Linked DNA regions of Homo sapiens: all the other regions are linked to region 3. Evidence: chromatin contacts called from ENCODE Hi-C or POLR2A ChIA-PET data. All regions are on one chromosome and are shown on one strand. Each heading gives the region's core, a stretch centred on a gene start or an enhancer-like site at or near the end of the contact. The rest is flanking DNA. Distances are from core to core; before and after follow the strand shown. Region 1 holds the start of POLR1F (RNA polymerase I subunit F). Region 2 has its middle 40 kb from the start of AGR3. Region 3 holds the start of SNX13 (sorting nexin 13).

The links. Hi-C counts contacts between places; a loop is a spot of excess contacts on that map. ChIA-PET counts read pairs that join two places held with the same protein, here RNA polymerase II (POLR2A). Pooled maps may share reads with other maps.
Region 1: a loop to region 3 is called in a map of CD8-positive, alpha-beta T cell, with 11 times the contacts of the local background. The contact joins the promoter of POLR1F here to the promoter of SNX13 in region 3. A Hi-C loop is called at or near these places in 4 of 168 maps with a recorded cell type or tissue (CD4-positive, alpha-beta T cell, CD8-positive, alpha-beta T cell and naive thymus-derived CD4-positive, alpha-beta T cell), 1 of 37 single-sample maps with no recorded cell type and 17 of 50 pooled maps. POLR2A ChIA-PET finds 5 or more read pairs at or near these places in 1 of 52 experiments (T-cell).
Region 2: a loop to region 3 is called in a map of naive thymus-derived CD4-positive, alpha-beta T cell, with 2.8 times the contacts of the local background. The contact joins the enhancer-like site here to the promoter of SNX13 in region 3. A Hi-C loop is called at or near these places in 1 of 168 maps with a recorded cell type or tissue (naive thymus-derived CD4-positive, alpha-beta T cell) and 9 of 50 pooled maps. POLR2A ChIA-PET finds 5 or more read pairs at or near these places in 1 of 52 experiments (activated CD4-positive, alpha-beta T cell).

Annotation. Positions count from the first base shown.
Region 1 is chr7:19,707,181-19,710,448 of GRCh38, forward strand. POLR1F (RNA polymerase I subunit F) reads right to left here and starts at 1,857. Exons shown (of 4, transcript NM_001002926.2): 1 at 1,583-1,857. The coding sequence starts at 1,836. RefSeq lists enhancers at 981-1,585, 1,550-1,619, 1,586-2,188, 1,730-2,009.
Region 2 is chr7:16,920,105-16,923,615 of GRCh38, forward strand. No RefSeq gene overlaps it. Among named protein-coding and RNA genes, the nearest start is that of AGR3, 40 kb to the left of the region's middle. Within about 2 kb of position 2,052, at least 3 of the 41 ENCODE cell types and tissues checked have a DNase peak (open chromatin) inside an H3K27ac peak, as active enhancers do.
Region 3 is chr7:17,938,891-17,942,183 of GRCh38, forward strand. It overlaps SNX13 (sorting nexin 13), which reads right to left and starts at 1,604. Exons shown (of 26, transcript NM_015132.5): 1 at 1,394-1,604. The coding sequence starts at 1,405.

The sequences.
Region 1 (3,268 bases), core at 607-3,106, 1.8 Mb after region 3:
CTCATCCTATTTGGTAGCTAACCATTAAGTAAATGTTGTTTCTTAAACTGCAAATCTGATATGCCAGGGACTGCAGAGAAGTACTAGTTTCTCAAAAGTGTGCCAAGTCTCAGCGTTAAAGGGACTGAGAGGACGGAGCACTAACCCTGCTTAAGAAAACAGAAACACAAAAGGAAAAACAACAACAACCCCACCTTACCCCCAAAATAACAAAAACTGGCAATGGCAGGAAGGGAAAAGCAAAATGGCCATCCTCTCTGAGTCATCTTTGACCCCCTGCCCTCCTCTCCAATGGCATCCAATGCCTTTCCCCTGACATAAACCTTATTCTACTTATATAATAGATACAGTTCTCTGGGCAAAGCATACCAGTTCACATCCAGTATCCGTTTGTTTATGCCACTCTCTTTGCCTGGAATGTTACCATGTTAAAGTACCCTCTTCAATCAAGTTGTTCTCAAAGGTCCCAAGATCCAAATTCTACACTCCTTATCTTATTAGATTTCTGTCAAATTTTAACACTTTACTATTTATTGGCTTGTATTTGTATCTCTCCTACAGCTTAAAGCTCCTTGAAACAGAGATTTTATTTTTTGTTTTTGTATCTCAAGTGTTCGGTATGTAATATAAACATACAAGAAGTGTATATTGGTGCTTGGAAGAATCTGCAGATTCTAGACATGGGTGGAGGTCCAGGATCCCTTAAGAAACTGATAAAAACTTCCGATGCAGTGCCCAAGGAACTTCACATAGGAATTCCTGAAGGGCAATCATGAATCCCTAGAGAATCCATTCCCTCTAGTTTTAGAACCCCGCTTTTAAACCAAAGTATAGTCCAGAGGAATACTCAAGCACATGCCCGCGCCCCCCGCCCCACACCTCTGTAATTCTAAGTTTTCAAGTCACTTTTGAATACCGTAATATAAATGCATACGTTTTGGTTTTTTCTCTCCCCAAAGCAACAGGCTCACTAGTTCGACTGAATAAATCTTCTTAAAAACAACAAAATCCCGCTAAACTAATGGCATTTTCATAATCCCCAGATCAGGTCCAAGAGAAGAGAAAATGGGGAAATTACCAGAGCGAAATCCAACAACAAAAAAGGTCCTTCATGTTTTACAAATAGAACGGTTGTACTAATGCTTCGTATGCTATCTTCTATGGAATGAGAATCTACTCAAGCACTGCAAACCAGATTTTTATCGTCAAATGAGAAAGCATCATCCGTAAGGGGATAAATGAAACGTTGAATGCCAAACAGAACTGGGCCTACTAGGTCTCCAGATCCCTGGTCTTTTCCTACCCCTACACCAGGGTTCTGGAGCAAGAATCTCCACTCCCTCCGCCCACACCTGAACTTCATCTTTAAGTTTTCTTCTCTATCTATGAAAGGGACCCTGTATAGATCTTTACCAGAGCGGTACTGGCCTTGAGGGACGGATCGCGACTCTAGAAATCCAGGGGGCTAAGCTCTGGGGGGCAATGCGACCTTTGCCATTTGCCCCTTTCTGCTGCGTCGTCAGCACATCCACCTGCTTTACTTCCCGTGCACAAAAGAAGGAACAGGCAAAGAGATCGGTACCTCTCAGAATAGCGAAGGAGCTCCGCATCAAGCTGTTCTCGAATGCCGGTGCGTTTCCTGTTAAGGTAGCGGGGCGACAGCGCGATGTGCCTTTGGTGCGGCCCGGCCACCAGGCATGAGTAGCGACTGTTCACCAGCGCACAAGCAGCGGCATAAGTCGGCAACTCTAGGCAAGGCAGGACGCCAGCCTGCCCTACCAGAGACCCATCAGAAGCCGCCGCTGGCCGCGGCGCCTCTGAGCAACCTGCAGCCATGCTGCTTGTCAAGGTTCCCACGGCGCGCGCCGTTGACGCAAGCACAATCCCATGTCCCCGGCGCTCGTTTTACGCCATCCACCAACGACCACGCCCCTAGGAATTTCCCCTCTTTTCGCTGCATTACGCAGCCCTGACCAGCAGGGGGAACCGCGTTTTCGCGCTTCGAGAACGGGAGCTTAGAGCCTCGGAAATGCATTGAGCACGCAGGAAAGCCAACCGACTGCTCTTTTAAGGGCAGGCAAATGTGTGTTTTCGCACAGAGGCTTATTGGATTAAGTAGGTAGCTTAAAAATGGGGGTTCTCACTTTGATCATTTCCAGTAGTGAGGTGGGTTTGGTAGAATTTTACAGGCTTGGACTGTACAATAAAAAATCAAAATATTTATGGAGTATATTTTATGCAGTACACGGAATCCTAAGCAGGCCTGATAATTGTAATGCAACGCATCTGAAAACGAACCCACTAGTTCTCTCCTGTCCCGCTTCTCTTCTCATTATGCAACTGCTAAATCAGGGAATCATACAGCCAAGCTGTCAGCCTCGGATCCTCTTTTGTATCCCCAAGTATCAAATCAGCCTGAAGACCTGTATTGCCCAAAGTGGAAATATCATTCTATTTGGACACTATTCTCTTTCCCTGCCGCCAAAACCGCAGGACTCCCTGCCTGTGGAAGCCTAGCTCAATGGTCAGGAGGACACTCTGGGGCAGCCAGATCTTCCCTGAAATACATATGATCGTGTTGTGCCCTGTTTAAGCCCTACATAGGCACCCCATTTTCTCTAGGACAACACAAACTCATGAAAATGGCTTATAAGTTACAAGGCCATTTTGTGATCTGCGTGGGCACACAGCCTCTCTCTTCAGCTTCATTTGTCACACTCCCCACCCTAATATTATCATGCTGCTTGATCTACTTTCAGGTCTCTCTTTGTGCAGTCTCACGCTGTTCCTTCCACCAGGGAATATAATAGCATTTTTCACAAGGGTAAATTCTACTCATGTATGAATTTCTAGCTTAGATTTTACATTCTATACCTTTGCAAAGAGTTTTCAAGCACCCCACTCCTCTTTCTCTATAAGGATTAGGTAGTTACCCATCTATGTTGGTTTTTATGTTAATTTTTTATTAACTGTCTTTGCTTGCCTGTTCCATCAATAGATTCCTACACTCACTAAAGTGGGGACCATAATATCTGTATTGTTCACTACAGTAGCCCCCCACAATTTATCCCTCCTCCAAAGAAACGAAACCAAGAAAAACCCAACCAATACATCTTGAATGAATAACCTGATAGTGAGTTAATAAATAATAAGTGATAAAGAGCTCACAGCCTAAGTGGAAGTGGGATCTAAACATAAACATATAACAGGTTATGCTGGATAAGTGCCAAGAGAAATGTATAGCAGTGATGTGAGTATTAACATACTC
Region 2 (3,511 bases), core at 802-3,301, 1.0 Mb before region 3:
AGCACTTTGGGAGGCTGAGATGGGAGGATCCCTTGAGGCCAGGAGTTTGAGACCATCCTGTCCAACATGGTGAAACCCCAACTCTATTAAAAATACAACTCTATTAAAAAATTAGCTGGGCGTGGTGGTGGGCGCCTGTAGTCCCAGCTGCTTTGGACACTGAGGCAGAAGAATCGCTTGAACCCGGAAGGTGGAGGTTGCAGTGAGCTGAGATCACGCCATTCCACTCCAGCCTGGGTGACAGAGCACAACTTCTGTCTCAAAAATAAAATAAAATAGAGTTGTAAAAATCAAAACCTACTCTGGTCATCTCAGGTGTGTAGTGATTATTATAAGGCTGCATGGGGAAATATGGAAGCACGAGAACCAATCTTAGCAGTAACGCAGTGGTGTCTCATGAAGAAATGGAACGCACTTTACTATTGTTCAAATGTTCAGCAGTCATTTGAGGGCCCCTGTGCAGGGTTATGGTAGGCACTGGAGCCGTGGAGAAGTGTGGCGGCCTGGTCCCCAGAAATTGGTGTCCCTTACTCCCTCTTCTCCTGACTCCATCCTATTGGCCCCTTAGCTTTTTTCTCCATTTTCCCTTTCTGTCTTTTTTGTACTTCCTGTTCTTTTCCTTATAGTTTTATTGCCTTGTCAATGTCTTGCACTGAAAAGTCTCTGGGAGAGAACCTGATTCCTTTGGTTGGTCACTGTCCTTCTTGAAGTGTCTTCCAAGGCGGACTTTTTGCAACAGGCTTCCTCATAGCCATAGGCCTGTGTGTGTAGCTATAGGGGGTCCAATCAGATGTAGCCAGGCCGATGGACAGCTTATTCATGAGGAACGACTGATCACTGTGCTCAAACAGCAGTGGAAAGCAAGACAGATGTTGAGGGTGTTTCATGGGCTGTCTGCAGTGATATTTCAAACTTTCATACATTTGCAAGAAAGTTGCTACTGCAACAAGTGTTTGCCCCATACTTAGTGGCTACAAACAATACAAATTTCTTGCCTCAAAGTTCTGGACGTAAGAAGCTTGAAATGAGTCTTACAGGGTTAAAATCAGGGTAGTAGGGCATCTGATTCCTTCTGGAGGCTCCAGGGCAGCATCTGTTTCTGGCTCTTCCAGGTTCTAGAGGCTGCTGTGTTCCCCGGATTGTGCTTTCATCACCCAAGTCTCTGCCTCCATCGTCACATTGCCTTCCCCTCTGCCTGACCTTCCTGTATTCCTTTTATAAACACCCCTGTGACTACAGGGCCCCACCTGGGTAATCCAGGACAATCTCCCTATCACCAGATCCTTAACTTACCCACATCAGCAGAGTCCCTATTGCCATGTAAGACCACATCCAGTTCTCGGGATTAGGATGTGGACATCTTCGGGGGAGTTATTATTTAGTCTACCATAGGGCATACTAAAAAGCAAACAAACAAGCAAACAAACAAAAAACCAAATAGCTTAGGTCAAGGGATTTTAGTCTTTAAAGCACTGAATAGAACAATTCAAAGAAGTGAATGTAATTGAAAGTTTCTGCTATTTCTTTTAGCATTTTATTTATCAGACTGTGGTTTGCAAACAGTGTTGTTGCCTTAATGTTAACATTTTGGAAATGAGCCATGAAAGGTCGAACACAGAATAAGTATTGCTTGGCAAAATTAATGAAGTGGATTACTTACAGGAATTAAGCAGTTCTAAAAGCAATTAGGCCACTCCAGGGGTTCTTTCCAGCTTGTGGGTTCATTAATATTTAACAAATCATGCTGCAGGAGGCACAGTGGATTCCTCCAGAGCAGCATACATTAGAAGGCCCTCTCTTTCTGAAAGAGTATGCGGTATTTAGTCTTAGAAATTACCTTCCATAGAGAGTTCATTTCTTAAGCCATTCATTTCCCACATGATTTTCTGTTTTCACCAGATAGGCCCAGTCCCCAGGCCGTGAAGAGATGGGGTCAAATTGTACAGTTGCCCAAGGTGTTAGACTGGTTAGACCTTTTCTAGAGCCAAGCTGTCTTAGAGAAATGGGGTGGGGTGTCTCTACAAGAGAGATTAAAACACATCTTTTTTTTTTCTGTTTGTTTGAAATATTTGCCTAGGGAGTAGGCAGGAAATGTCTTTTACATGAAACACTAGTATTTCTCTAGTGAAGCATTAATTTTTATTTCTGCTTATACATCACCCCATCCCCATTCCCAGGAAGTACAGGACTTCTAACCCAATGTAAATGTTTTTTTTTAAATTATTATTATTATTATTATTTAAACACACACACACACACACACACACACACACACACACACACACTTTCTTTTGTGATCGGTCACATTTCTTCTCATCACACCTTCACCTACTTAGCCCCAAACCTGTTCATGTGGAACTTTCCTTTCCTTTGGGAGGTCGAGGTGGGCAGATCACCTGAGGTCAGGAGTTTGAAATCAGCCTGGCTAACATGATGAAACCCCGTCTCTACTAAAAATATAAAAATTAGCTGGGCATGGTGGTTCGTGCCTATAGTCCCAGCTACTCGGGAGGCTGAGGCAGGGAATTGCTTGAACCAGGGAAGTGGAGGTTGCAGTGAGCCGAGATCACACCACTGCACTCCAGCCTGAGTGACAGAGCGAGACTTGGTCTCAAAAAAAAAAACCAAAAAAAAAAAAAAAAAAAAAAAACCCAAAAAAAAAGAAAGAACTTTCCTTTCTACATGCTCTAATAGGAGAAGTGGTTGGGTATTTGGTCGGGTTCCTAATCCCCATCATGAAAGCAAATGAGGCCTGGTGGCCTCAGCCTGCTAACAATTTGAGCATGCCTCATTGTAAAATCCGCATTTTAAAATCCTTGCTTTGGCTATAATCTATTTCTCCCTAATCAATACAAATCACCCTTTGAAAAACTCTCAGCCCATTCCTCACTTCAGCCCAAAGCTGTCCTAGCTATTTTTTCACTGTATACAGTTTGGTAATAGGGGTCTATCTCACATCTAAGTTCAAATTTCCATTTCTGGTGAAGAAGTCTTTCAGTTTCTATCTTTGCCACTATCTTTTTTGAGATCTCAAATATATTCAGTCAGAGTATAAGTTCAAGGCACTGACTTTCTTCACTCTTTCAGTCTCTGTTTGATAAACATGGCTTTTAACACCTAGCCTGAGAGTGAGCTTGAACCCCACCTCATCTTCCCACCCACTGTAGTTGATAAGCGGTCATGGCAGTGTCATGATAGTTGCCAACATTTGTACTGGAAAGAGGCCTAGAGGAGTGTCTCCAGTGACTGGCTTCCTGGCCATTTAACGTAAGTTTCACTGTTACTGTGCTTTGGGATGTAGTCTTCAGCTCTGCAATGTCAGAAATTTGGCATTATCCTTGAAGCTGGGTTTGAGGGGACTGATTCACAAACAGAACTCATGAAAGACAAATATGTAAAACCAGAATACTAGTTTATTACTTTACCAAGGAAAACAAATTACTTTCCAGTAAGGCAGGTTAAAGGAATTACCTTTAGAATCAGACCACAATGCCTCTGAGTATAACAACTT
Region 3 (3,293 bases), core at 354-2,853:
TTATAACTCTTTTTTCTAATCTATTACTGCTAATCACAACACAAACTTATGCTATAACCATAATCTCAATTAACTCCAAGAATGAAAAATCTGTAGAATTTAGAAATATAAAATGAACTTCAAACAACTAAAAATACGTACTGTAGAAGTTACAATCAACCAGTAAGTATTTATCATATGCCAGGCTCTGTGCTTAGATTAAGTACAAACAGCAAAGTATAAAGTTCCTCAAAGTTAGTCACGTTCCAAGGACCTGAAATTTCAGGCAAGTACGTGCTTTACCATCACTTTTCACAAAATAAAAGCCACTCACCTACAAATGTTTGTATTTCCTTTTTGGCCCATGTAGGAATACTTCCCATTGCCCACTAAAACTGTTTCCTATTCAGTTCAGCCCATAAAAATGCCCAATCCGGTCAGTTCCTCACGTCAGGATCCTCACAGTACTTAAAGTGAAAGGCTTCGAAAAAGGTATTTCATCAAATCACAAGGTTCAGTATTTTATGTTCAGTGACACCTACACCTGCAGATACTACAACACATAACTGGGCTAACCTGGGTCAAGTACCTAGTTGCACCGATTTAGTTCTTCCCCTTAAAGTGTTGCTAGTAAAGGCAAACTCTACTTCTTCAAAAAGTCGGCTTTTTGCAATGCCCATTAGGCACTAGAAAAGGGAAATTGATTGGTTCGTCATAGTTGCCCTACTTCCATTTCAGGTCCAAAGAAAAAAACTATTCCATAGGGAGTAACAAGGGGGCCACACGCAAATCAAGGTGGCAGATGCTAAACTGAACTTTGTGATGACCACGATTTAACCGAAAAGGTGATGGATGTGGGGGAGGGGGATGACCCAACTGAGCCATACATGTGCAGCTTGAGATAAAAAAGTCCACTTCATGAAGCAGTCAAAGTAGAGGGTGGGAAACAAACCGGTCGGGCCGAGCAACAACCCCAGGGTGCTGACCGAGCTCGGAGGCGGAGGGCCCTGGAGCCCAGGGACCAGAGAAAGGAGACCTAGGGCAAACCATAGGATCACAAGAACCAGCAGTAACGTGGAAAGGCCAACGCTGCCACAGAGTAGCGTGTAAGGGGACACGAAGAAGGGAGCGATGAGTTAGAAGGGAGTGACAGCAGGAGGGAGACCAGTGCCAGGGGCGAGTGGCAAGTGGCAACTGCGAAAGGCGAGGCACTGGCAGCCGGAGGTGGTGGGACTCTGTTGAGTCAGCACAGCTCCTACTCTGAGGGCACTTGTAGGATCCCCGCTGCTCCTCGGGCCCTGGAGCCCACGGCGAAGGGTCAGGCCCACCTTCCGTACAGATGATGTTCTCTGACGGGCTGGCGCCGGCCCCTTCCCCATTTCACAGGTAAACACTGGCCACCGTCGCCGCTTACCTCAGTTAACATTATTACACCCCGGGGAAGTGAGGTCCTCCCTAGCCTCGCCTCATGGCAACAGCCGTAGCAGCAGCGAAAACTGCTCGGGCCGCCGCCAACGGCGGCAACTGCTCCTTCAGTCTTCTCCCGGGCGGCGGTTTTACTCGGCTTCGCTGGCCTCCCCTCGGCCCGGTCGCTCGCGACGGACGCGCCGCCATCTTGGAAGAGCGACGTCCGCGTCTCGCTGCAACGTGCGTTCCCATTGGCGGGCGCAGGGGCTGCTGGCGTCTCGTGACCGTCTCCATAGCGCCGGCGCGCGGAGAAGCGGAGGTAGGCTGTCGGCAGTCGGCTTGGCGCTGACTTGTAGGACCCCGGGACCGGGCGCCTGGGCCAACTTGGGACCGCTGGGAGTGCAGAGGGGCCCCAGCGCCCGAGCCTTCCGGGAATGGACGTGCGCGCCCTTGGGGCCGGCGCATCATCCACCGCCCACTAGCGTTGGCCCGCCCTGGGGAGAGGAGAAAATGCCAGAGGCCGACACTTGACTGATGGCGCTGCGGACCTCGCTGGTCTTGGGGACAAGGCGGCAGATTTCCTTTAGAAAAACTTCCCTCTCGCGTCTCCCTGGCCCCGCGGCGACCGAAGAGTTGGGGTTCGGCTTTCTTCTCCTGGGATTTAAGTGTTATTTGAAACAGCTCCCTGCGCGGCCCTTTTCTCCTAAACTTTGACAGAAACTTCCCTTTGTCCCTACCAATCCTCAGTGAGTTCTTTACAGGGGTCCGAGACAGGTTGTAGATATGATGCGGCTTATCGGCTTTACCCCGATCCTAGCGGAGTTAGGACTTGCTGATGTAATTGGCCAGCACCTGCCTAACAATGAAGGTTTAGTTATGCTACAAGTAATGCACCTCTAAAAAAACGTAAAACAGGCTTTACGTTTTACCTGCTATCTCCACAGGTTTACTAGCTGCTTAATACAATATGCTTGTATATCAAGGTGAGCAAATTTCAGCAAATGTCATTGTAAATAGTCCCAACTTAAATGGAATTGAACTCTGGAACTCAATGTGCATAGAAGTCCCTGAGACTGACGCCATTCTAGATCTACCACTAGATGGTTTGCGATGTACGGAATTAAAGGCAGTCACTTCTACCTGAATTGTGATGAAAGTAGTTTACCTGAACATGCTGGGAAAGTGTGCTACCCTGTTTTGTATTAGAAACCAGTTTCCAAGTAAATTGAAAAGCAAATTTTCAGACTTGACATTAAAAACACCTCCATGTCATTCTTACAAGAGGTACAAAAGCATTTTAGAAAACTAAAGCCAGGAGTTTCTTCCCTTTTACCAGAATCTTTTCCCTCCATTTAACAATAGTACTGTTGTGCTAAATGAAATTTACTTAATGTATTACTCTTACAGTCTCAAAACAATAAGGGCATTGCAAACCTTGTATTATCTCTATCGTGTCAAGGAAACAAAACGGTTCATTTAAGCAGTCATGCAAAAAATTCAAGAAAAACTGATTTTGCTCAATTCAACTAATTGAAGCAAAGTAGTTTTTCTTGTTGTTTTAATCTGCATTTTGTACATCATTTCCACATTGCTGGACCAGCAAAATTCTGACCTCTGCAATACAATAAAATGTGTTACTGGTATTGACAGATGAAGCCACAAATAGAAAATGAGCATGGAAATCCTACCTGGACTGAGGTATCAAAGGATACCAAGAGATACTAGAGACAACAAGGAACCTGGAAAAAGATAGTGTTCCAACCTGTAAATAAGAAAACAGAGAAGGAGGTTCATTAATATTTAAGATACCAGCTAGTAAATTAAAACAGCAATGTAGTTGTCTGGCTTGAGTATTCAGTTTTATTTACTACATCTTTTTATCTTTTCTAGAAGCAAGGCATTAAGTG